Linked DNA regions of Mus musculus: region 1 is linked to region 2. The links are chromatin contacts, found by Hi-C or POLR2A ChIA-PET in ENCODE. All regions are on one chromosome and are shown on one strand. The core of a region is the stretch at or near the end of the contact, and the rest is flanking DNA. Distances in the headings are between cores, read along the strand shown. Region 1 overlaps Jdp2 (Jun dimerization protein 2). Region 2 holds the start of Jdp2 (Jun dimerization protein 2).

The links. Hi-C counts contacts between places; a loop is a spot of excess contacts on that map. ChIA-PET counts read pairs that join two places held with the same protein, here RNA polymerase II (POLR2A).
Region 1: a loop to region 2 is called in a map of heart, with 2.9 times the contacts of the local background. The contact joins the enhancer-like site here to the promoter of Jdp2 in region 2. A Hi-C loop is called at or near these places in 14 of 37 maps with a recorded cell type or tissue (T-helper 1 cell, adrenal gland, gastrocnemius and 2 more). POLR2A ChIA-PET finds 5 or more read pairs at or near these places in 3 of 5 experiments (Patski and embryonic stem cell).

Annotation. Positions count from the first base shown.
Region 1 is chr12:85,639,702-85,644,250 of GRCm38, reverse strand. Jdp2 (Jun dimerization protein 2) reads right to left here. Exons shown (of 4, transcript NM_030887.2): 4 at 4,373-4,549. It also overlaps the pseudogene Gm33312. Among named protein-coding and RNA genes, the nearest start is that of Jdp2, 43 kb to the right of the region's middle. Within about 2 kb of position 2,575, at least 1 of the 3 ENCODE cell types and tissues checked has a DNase peak (open chromatin) inside an H3K27ac peak, as active enhancers do; it is heart, where a contact is called at or near this core.
Region 2 is chr12:85,596,740-85,601,950 of GRCm38, reverse strand. It overlaps Jdp2 (Jun dimerization protein 2), which reads right to left and starts at 2,535. Exons shown (of 4, transcript NM_030887.2): 1 at 2,337-2,535.

The sequences.
Region 1 (4,549 bases), core at 1,326-3,825, 42 kb before region 2:
TGGCGTTAGCCAGGTATACGCATTTTACACTTCTGAAGTCCTGAGCTGAGAGTTGATGAGATACATGCTCTTCGAAGTCATCCTCCCTGTGGTAATGTCACAGCAGCGGCAGGAAGCGGTGCAGCAGGATCCACTGGGCTCTTGTCTTCCCCAAGCTGTCCCCACACCCTGGCATCTCTAGGGAAGGATACTTTGGAGTCTTTGCACACAGGCTTGGGTTGCGAAATCAGCATTAGGGGAATAGGGTATGAACTAGTGAGCAGGGATTAACCTTGAATGCACCTTAGCTCTCCTCCCACCCCCGTGCTCGGGCATCAGGAGCTGCTGAGCCAGAGCGCAGCCATGCTTTCCAGGGTAACACCCTCAGAACACCTCCCCAGGGCAAGGCCAACAAGTCCCACACTCTGAATTGCTTCCCTTTCCCTCCAGATATGCAATTGAACTTGCACAAAGTCAAGTGTTGCAATCCATTGTAATTTCAGAGTGGCTTTTATTTCCTGAGTTTGCTAAGGAAAGAATGGAAAAACAAAAGACAGGAAAAAAAATCCTAAAACAAACAAACAAACAAAAAAACCCAAAAAACCAACAACCATAAATCTTCTAATTGCATCGCAATTTGCTCTCTTTTATCAGGAAACACCAACCAGACAAAGGCAGAATATAAACCTTGCCTAGGAGCACACAGCCCGCCTCTGACAAGTCTGGGGTCACTCTACTTTTAATGACTATACTAAAAGGGAAAGGAACAGTCACACATACAGGTACAGTTGAAACCCGTGTCCTACTTATCCTTGTAGAATCCACTGCTGGTCCCTGCCCACCCCCACAGTCAGTCCCTGTCACTGATTTTGGTATTTATAGCATTCTTGCATTTGCTCTTCTGCCTGCTCCCGGATCTCTGTGTGTCCTTAATAACGAATGTACCATTTTACGTGTTGAAAAAAAAAAACCTCCCGGCATGACATCCATGTGTAGTTCACTCTCCCACTGTTTCTGAGATTCATCTATAATGATGGACAGCTCATTTCTAAGGGCTAACACTCAATTTTGTGAAACACTATCATTTGTTTGTCTTACCTCCACAGGGAATTAGGTTACCTCCAGTTTTCCTTGGGCATAAACAGGGCATCAGTGGATTCTTGGGCATTTTGGGGGAGTCTGTGACAGAGCTCCTGCTAAGTCCATTCTCAGGTAGGAACTACTAGGTCAGAGAAAAAGTTCTGACACCCTGGTCCTCACTGAATCGATACATACATTCCTCTCCCCAGAGTCCCATGGGCAGAGGGAAGATGGACACTTCCTGCAGCCGACACCCTGACCATCCTACTCTGGTGACAGTGACTGTGTCTCTGTTATCCTTTTCAGGATGTGTGACTGCACAAAATTGATTTGCTTTGTCCTGGACATTCAGGAATGATGAACCTGACACAGCTGTAGGAGCTGTGGAGTCTTGGGCCTTAGGCATCTGTAACGTCATGGGGACAAGTCGTGGTCAGAACACAAACTCTGTGCAGCTTGCCTTTAGAAGACAAAGAGGTATTCAAAGAATGCTATGCGGTAAATACCAACTAGCATCACTAACAGAAGGTAGGATAATACCACTTACTTCCATTTCTTCTTTGATCCTGACGACATCCCCCCCACCCAAGACTGGGACCCATTTTATAGATTGTGTGTGTGTGTGTGTGTGTGTGTGTGTGTGTGTGTGTGTGTGTGTATTCACATTAAGCTCTCATTTGTAGATAAGCATTAGAGCTGGGTATTTGGTTTCAGACCCCAGGACAAGGGACTGAGATGAATATTTTACATACCAAACAGACCTGGCTTCCAGGTTCTCCCAGCATCCCTCAGTTCCTACCTGGTACACCCTGCCCCCAACCCCGAACTTTCCAACCAGGGCTGGCTGAGCTGCCCTTCCCCTAGAGGCTTCTCCCTATATTTATAATCCAGACATATTGCTCTCTCCTCCTCCTCCTCCTCCTCTTCTCTCCCACCCCCTTCCCATGGTGACTTCCCTGGCCTTGGTCCTTGGGGTGAGTGACCTCACTCGATTGCAGCTTCCCAATAAACCTGCCTTTACTATCATCTAATATGGCTTACATTGGCTCACTTTAGCAGCAGAGAAATAAGCTATCACTGGAGACTCGGAGTGTGCTGTGAGCACATGAAGCTTTGTGCCATGGCTCCTGCAATCATCCTCTAGCTGCTGAGGTCTCATTACAGACAAACCAGACGGCGAGTGCTTTTCCTTTCCCAGGGAGGGGCAGGCCCAGCTGCTATCTACCAGAGGAGTTTACAATAGCATCCTGGCACTGCCACCTAGCAGGTCTGTGACCTTGGGTGAGGTCCTCCTCTCTCTGTCTCGGCTTTCTGAGATTGCAGGACGGACCCCCCCCCCAAAAGGCCATGTCAGCCAGCTGGAACACAGGCAGTGTGTGACACAAGGAAACACCCTTGAGCTGGCTCTCTGATGGTGAAGCCAGTGAGTGAAACTATGGCAGGGACAGCAGTTCAGGTCACCGGTCTGGGGAAGCAGCCATCTATGTAGCCTAAAGAGGGCTGGCTCCAAAAAAGGCCAGCTCTTGGCATCCCAGCAGGGAACTAGAAGAGCCACAGCCGGGGGTGAACAGTAACCCTGCAGGGGCATCTACAGGCTTTTTACTGATTCTCACTTTGCTCTTTCTCCTGGCTAAAGAGGGTTGAAGGAACACAGGCAACTGTGTGTTGCCATGGCAGACTGTAAGCTGGCCAGGCTAGGTCTCCAGGTTGGGACTCTGTGTAGACAGACCACACCACGCAGATTGGATGGAGGGAACTCAGGGAGAAGAAGAGAGGGACCAACTGTTTATCAGTGACCTATTTTCCACATCTGCTCCATCCCCGCCCCCAGCCAGGCTTCATCTGTGATTGAGATCACTTCAACATCAAGAAGTTACCCAGCCCCGGGAAGAAGTACATTTCCAGGAAGCAGTGTTTTCATTTTTTGAGTCTGCTCCCATCCCGTTTCTCTGCAGCTGGGTAAACTTGAAGCTGGGCTAGCCTCTGGGTAGAAGGCAGCTAATGACAACTACCTTGCCTGTCCCACGGAGCCCGGACAGAACCTGAGATAACACACCTAGCTTGCTGAGTAAAGGCAGGTTACTGTGTGAATGACTCTGAGCTGTTCCAGCTCTGCAGAGCAGGAAGTCTGACTGTGGAGATAAGAGATATGTGTATCCCCAGGTCATGTACTCCTTGGCTGGGATCGCTGCTTCATTACACCATCTCGGGCAACACATCCAGAACTCTCTAGAACAGTGGTCCTCAAGCTTCCTCATGCTACAGACCCTTTACCACAGTTCCTCGTGTTGTGGTGATCCCCCAACCAAAAAATCATCCCCGATGCTACTTCATAACTGCAACCGTGCTACTCTCATGAATCGTAATGTATGTATCTGATATACAGGATATCTGATCTGTGACTCCCTCAAGAGGTCATGACCACACATTTGAGAGCCACTGTTCTAGAGTCTACAGGGCTTTCTCCCACCTTATATTTATAGTGGTCACCCCTACACTTCCTGTTCTCAGGGAGGCGACATCCATTTGTAAGAGCAGAGACAGCCGGTGATGGGGAAAGCCCTGTTTCTCTGGAGGTGGAGTTCAAATATCAGCTCTGTTTCTTGCTAGCTGAGTGACCTTGGGTAAGTCACACATGCTCTCTCCGAGCTTTAGTTGAGCTGTTTGTACAAGAGAAGGTCTGCTCTGTGCTACTGTAGGTAGCAAACGGGAGCTCGAATTTGTCAGTTAAGGCTTCAACAAGTAGTGACTTCATTTCTTCTCCCTGAGTTTCTAAATCCCCGTCCATGAACTGGGGGACAGACAATAGCTGCCCTTTGAAAAGGCTGCCACGCAGATAGATGAAGGGAGACAGGTTTGAGACAAGCAAGCACAAAATAAACCTATTGCGGGATCCACCGTGCAAGACCAAGGCTGGTTTACTCCCCAGCTCACTGCAGTGCCTGGTACACTCAAAAGGAAACTGGAGAAGAGAGGACCCAAGTTCAACCCCCAGGAAGCACATCAAGTGGCTCACAACAGCCTGAAACTCCAGCTCCTAGGGATCCAAATTCTCTAACCTCTGCACATATCTACACAAAGACACTCATGCTTTACTCACCCCACCCCCACCCAGACACAAACTATTAAAAGAAAAAAAAAAAAACTTGGCCTAAATAAATGAAGCAAGTACTCTCAAAATGGTATATGCAGAGTTCTTTAACATCTCTAGGCCTTGGGCTCCTCATCTGTGAAATGGCCATATGTAGGCTTACCTGGAAGGGCAGGTATGGAAACTATGCCCTCTTCCTGGGCAGACACCACTCGAGGCAGCTGGGTAATTAAGAGCAATGTTTACTGAACGATACAGGACTGGGTACTAGGAAGGGGTTACAAGGATGGAAATGTACCTCACCCGCCTGGCCACCCCCCAACACCCAGAGCCTACAGTACTTAGGAATTACAATGGCCTTAACTGGTGGGTGGATGTCCATAACAGACCATAGCATAT
Region 2 (5,211 bases), core at 1,286-3,785:
CAGACTTAATGGTGGGCTCTAGCCAGGCCTCCCACCACCAGTGAGCGCAAAGAAAGACTAGAAATTCCAAGCCTAGGTCACTGAGACACTTGTCTCTGCTGAGTCTCGACAAACCACACACACACAGAGGCACACACGAACACACATACACAGGCACACTGAGCTTGGCAGCCCCTGAGCTCAGAGAGCTGGTAACACAAGCCATGAAGCTGACTGCCAAGACAAGCAACAGAAAGAGCCAGGCCCAGTTTCATTGGCCACCATACGTTGCATATGGCCCGGGACGCAGCCAAAAGAGTGTTCTCACCCTCCTCAAAGGCATAGGAGACCCTCTGTTTTCAAACACACCTCCACAGAGCCTTAATTAAAGGAAAATGGAAAAAAATAGCATGCCTGTTGCTCTCCCCCTGCCTGCAGGGGTATTCGCACACAAACCCCTGCACGGTTACTCCTTTTCTCTTCTTCCCACTTTGGGTCTCAAACATAACTCATTCCCGTGGAAAGAAAGTCTGCGTTCTGCTGAAGAAAAGAATAAGAGTTATCCCCAGCCCTGGAGGGTTAGAGGGACCAGGGAGAGTTAGTGCTGAATGGATACAAGGCAGGCCAGCCTAGCGTCTGTGCTCTAGGGTTTGTGCTGGCTTCTTCCTTTCCAGTGTGTGTGTGTGTGGGGGGTGGGGGGGATAATTAGGAAGAGGGAGCGAGGGAGATGGGATGAGGAAGCAGGGCTATGAATTGTAATACCAGTTGTACCTCCATAACAAACCGAGGCCCAGGAGGCCCAGTTCTGCAAGCTGAAAGAGTGGGAAAGGATATCTTGTCAACAGGTGGGAAAGATAAACAGACCAGGAAGACAGGGGAGTTCCCTGGTAGTGCAAAAGGCGTCAGTGGATGAGTAAGGGACACATGTACCGAAGCTTTTCCTAAGTGACACCGTCACCATGATAGACCTGTCTCCTTGGAGATTACTGTAACCAATTTATTGACAAAAGGTTCAGAGGCCATCTCCCCCCAGTCCTTCCTGCAACCTTTCAAACCACCCAGCACCCAGCTCTTCAGGAAGATTCTAGAGCTCCTCTGAACTGAAGCCAACGTGGAAGGGAAACAGAGGAGTCTTTGAGAAATCCATCCTCCCTACTACTTTAGGCAAAGTGAAACCTCTGGCGCCTTAGAGGCAGGAGAATAGTTGTTTCTATCCCCGGACCTCAGGTTTCTGTAAAGAACCCTGCTCACACCTGATCCCCGGTTAAACTCTTCCCTAGAAACCTGCACGGGAAGATAAGCCCGCCATCCAAGCTGAAGCCAGCCAGATTTGCTGAAAAGCAGGGAAAGCAAGAGGGGGTGATTTTTAAACCCTGGAGGGTGGGGGAGACTTGGGGGTGAGGTCGAGGGACGAGGAAGACAGTTGCTAACAGCCTTTGGGACAGGCAGGTACCCAGCTGTGGTACAGAGCCTGTTTCCCATGCTGCCTGAATTAAGATCCTGGGTAGAGTGGCCCAAGATTTAACAATACACAGACCTGTGCCACAGTCCCCTGGAAGGTGCCACTCCAACACATAAGGGCTGGACAATCTTCTAGGGGGAGCTGACTCAAATAGTCGATTGATTCCCCTCTTGCACCCGCCTCTCCACCTCTATCCCCAAATGGCCCATCCATTTCTGCAAATGAGTCAAGGCATCCCAGGCCTGCCAGCTCCTCCAGATACCCAGGCAAAGCCTGTTTCTGCCGCTCCAAGGGTCCAGGAAGCCTAGCCTTCTTGGATAAGAGGGGAGGAAGAGTGCCTTCTAAACTGGGCAGGTTACCTAAAGAAGCCTGCTTACCTTCTTATATAACCTGATGTGCCTGACGGGATCCCAAGGGAACTGGGGACTGCCCCGTGGTTCCCTCCTAACCCAGCCAGAGCCCGCCGCAGCAATGCTCTTAAGCGAAGGAAGCCCTGTTGGTTAGATGCCTTTCTCAATACCCTCCCCTCCAGGTCTTGCAAAGAGAGCTACGGAAGAGGCTGAGGCGCGACCTGTCAGCAGGTCTGGGGCGTGCATGCCCCCTTGAGTCCCCCGCAGTCCCCGGCACAGTTTTCTCCCGCTCACCCCGCCCTCTCCTCCGTCTGTGCACAGCCTCCCAGCAAGAGCACTGGGGAAGGAAAGCAAGGAGGGAGCGCCCCGCTGTCCCGGCCACAGACAGGACTGTCCTGCCCAGCCGGGGAACCACCGGTGGGCAGCGGCTGCAGCCATCCGATAGAGTATTCCGGCCCTGGGGTGGCGGGAGCCCCAGCGGTAGCTACTCCGGGGGAGGCCACCCCAGGTGCCCGCAGCCCCGCCTCCCCCCTCCGTGAACCCACCGTGCAGAAGCCGCTGGCGGAGGCGGCGGCCCCGGGCCCAGAACCCTGCTGCAGGCGCGGTGCCCACTCCGCGCTGCTGCCGCCCGCTGCCCAGGCCCGTCCCGGCCCGGGAGCCGCCGCGGCGCCAGCCCCGCCGCCGCCGCTGCAGCGTCCGCTGCCGCCAGCGCCCCCCGTCGCGGCCGCCGAGTGTCCCTCCCGCAGGCTGTGGCGGGCGGCGGGACGGGTTGCATCAGCCCCGGCTATATAGCGGGCCCTGAGTGGCGGGGAGGGGTCGGGAATGCGGAACCGGCCGAGCTGCCAGCTCCACACGTCAGAGGGGGACGGAGAGGAAGAGAAGGAGGGGACGGGGAGGAGGGGGTGTGGATCGCCCGCTTCACACCCACTGACCTTCACCTCCCCCGCCGCCGGCGCCCTCCTCCCGCCGATGCTCGCGCTCCTCCGCCTGCGGGGCCGGCCCGGGCCCCGCCGCGCTGGTCCCGGCAGCATTGCGGTCCGGCGGCGCGCCCCGCCCGCGGCTCCCGAGAGCGCGAGGCAGCAGGACACGGCGAGCGGTTATGTAAGCGCATCCCCTGCTCGGCCTTGCGGCCGCCACCCCCAAAATGCTACACAGCCCGGGAGGCAGCGACGCGAAGGCGGCGGCCGGATGAGCAGAGAACCCCTTCCAGCTCAGCCCACGCCGAACCATCCTCCTCCGTCCGGTGCGCTCTCCCCCAAATCCAGAGCGAGGGTTCCGCGCAGTGGTGTCTTCGGACGCTGCAGGATCTCGCAAGCTTGTTTTGTTTTTCCGCGGAGGAGCATGGGCGGGGGTTTAAGGCGTTTGGAAGCCTTAATCCCTACCCACTGTCCACCAAAGCGTCCTGACGTCCTGAAGCCATGCGGTGAATGAACGAGCTCCTGAAGTGGAACTGCACCCTGAGGCCACCGTTGTTGTCAGTGGCTGGCCCAGTTTGAGCCAGGGCTCTTTGCCCAACTCCAGCAGGCTTTTGCCTCCCTTTGACAGGACGCAGCAGTGAGCCTACCTGACTTCTGCCAAACCTCCAAAGGCCTTCTTCCTCAAGGACTCCAGGGCCAGCTTCCGTGCTCTCTTCCCACCCTGCTACAGAAGTAGATAGTAAAGAACACTCTAGATAAAATATGACAGTCCCTCAAAGGCGGATTGTCTCAGGCAGAAATGCGTGTGGCATCTGAGAACTATTTGCACACACACATAGACACACACAGGTCTCCATACCCTTGGGGGGGGGGGCAGACCCCCGCCCTCTTTCCTCTTAAATCAGAAAGGAGTGGCAATGTTGACACTCAGTGACCTTCGGCCTCCTTCTCAGAGAGACAGCAGGTCATCACCCATAGAAGAAAGGAAGTGAAAGAAAAAGTTCAAGTCTTCATAGAGTACAAATGCTGAGATCGAAAGACCAACAGGGAGGGAAGGAAGTCCACGCGCCAAGCCGGACAAGCAGGTCTCCACGTGCGTGCCTGCCTGCAGGGAGGAATCGGTCTCCATTTTACCCGTAAGTCTTCCTGCAGGGGGGAACAGGTGAATGGAAAGAAACAGACCAAGCCCTAATGACATCACTGTCCATCTTCCCCGCCACCATCAGCCCACTTCCCTCACAACACTGATGAAAGGAAAAAAAAGAAAGACTCCAAAGGAACACACGCCACAAACTCCGTGGTAATGTGAATCACTCCTGTAGGACATGATTCTCCATCCCAGAAAAGCCAGCAGCACCTTTACAACACACAGAGATCAAAGCTGGAGACTGGGGAACTGGCTCACATGATGCTTCTCCCCTAAGATGAGGATCTGATGTTTATGGGAAAGAAAACAGGGAACAGGTGGAGCATTAAACCTCTGTGTGTCCTCTGGTGGGACTTTGAAAACGCTAAACTCATCTCTGTGCAGGGCCTAATAATTGAAAATGTGTCCTTAAAGCTGCTCTTCTCCAAGGCCTACTTTGGATCATGGCTAGGTGACAGGTGTCCTTCTGGGTCACTACTTCCTCCACAAAATAAATATGCTACAGGAAAGGCATTGGCGTGGGGGCACTAAGGGGTCTTTATTCCCTTTCATCTCCCCAATATCTATTAGGCTCCCCCATTTTGATATAGTTGTTACCCAGTTTTATATTGGATACTATACAAATACAGCTCAGACCTCCCTCCTAGCCACACCGTTTCCTACCAGACCTCTCTGTGTAGTCATTGTTTCTGGGCAAGGCTGGAGGGAAGGCCACAACTGGCTCCTTTGGGCGAACATGCAATCTCCTGATGCAACTGATCTACCTTAGGCTTTTAGGGAAACAGTGGTCTAGGCTAAGGCAGTCTGAATTAGGTGTCTTGTCTCTTGCAACTAAATAAAACAAACAAACAAACAAGTTTCCAATAAGATGCACATCCATGGGCCATCGGGCTGATTCAGAGATAACCACAGACCCCAGATAAAGTGGAGGAAACTAGGAGTTCTCTGGATTGGCCAGGGAGAGAGGCTACCAGAAGCTGACCTGAAACTGGAAGATGCCACCTGAGCAAAGATGTTTACTGATAATAATATTAATGCAAATAAAAATAGAGAGAAATCAAGACACCAATGGAATAATGGTGACACAGTCCCTGAATCTAGCCAGGCCGGTTATATCCTCCTTACCTCGAGAGAATTCATCTAAAGGAATCTGTCAACTGGCTTGTCTGCAGTAACCTGGGTTTCGATGTCCTATTATTTCCTAGCAAGTAAAGTCCTCCTCAATGGAGTGGGTGTTGGGGTGAAGATAAAGCCTAGTTAGTAGAGGGCTTCCTAACACACAAAGTCCCAGCACCAGCACACACTTGGCATTGTGAAGTGCATCTATAAGGTCAGTGTTTTAGTGGTATGGGCAGG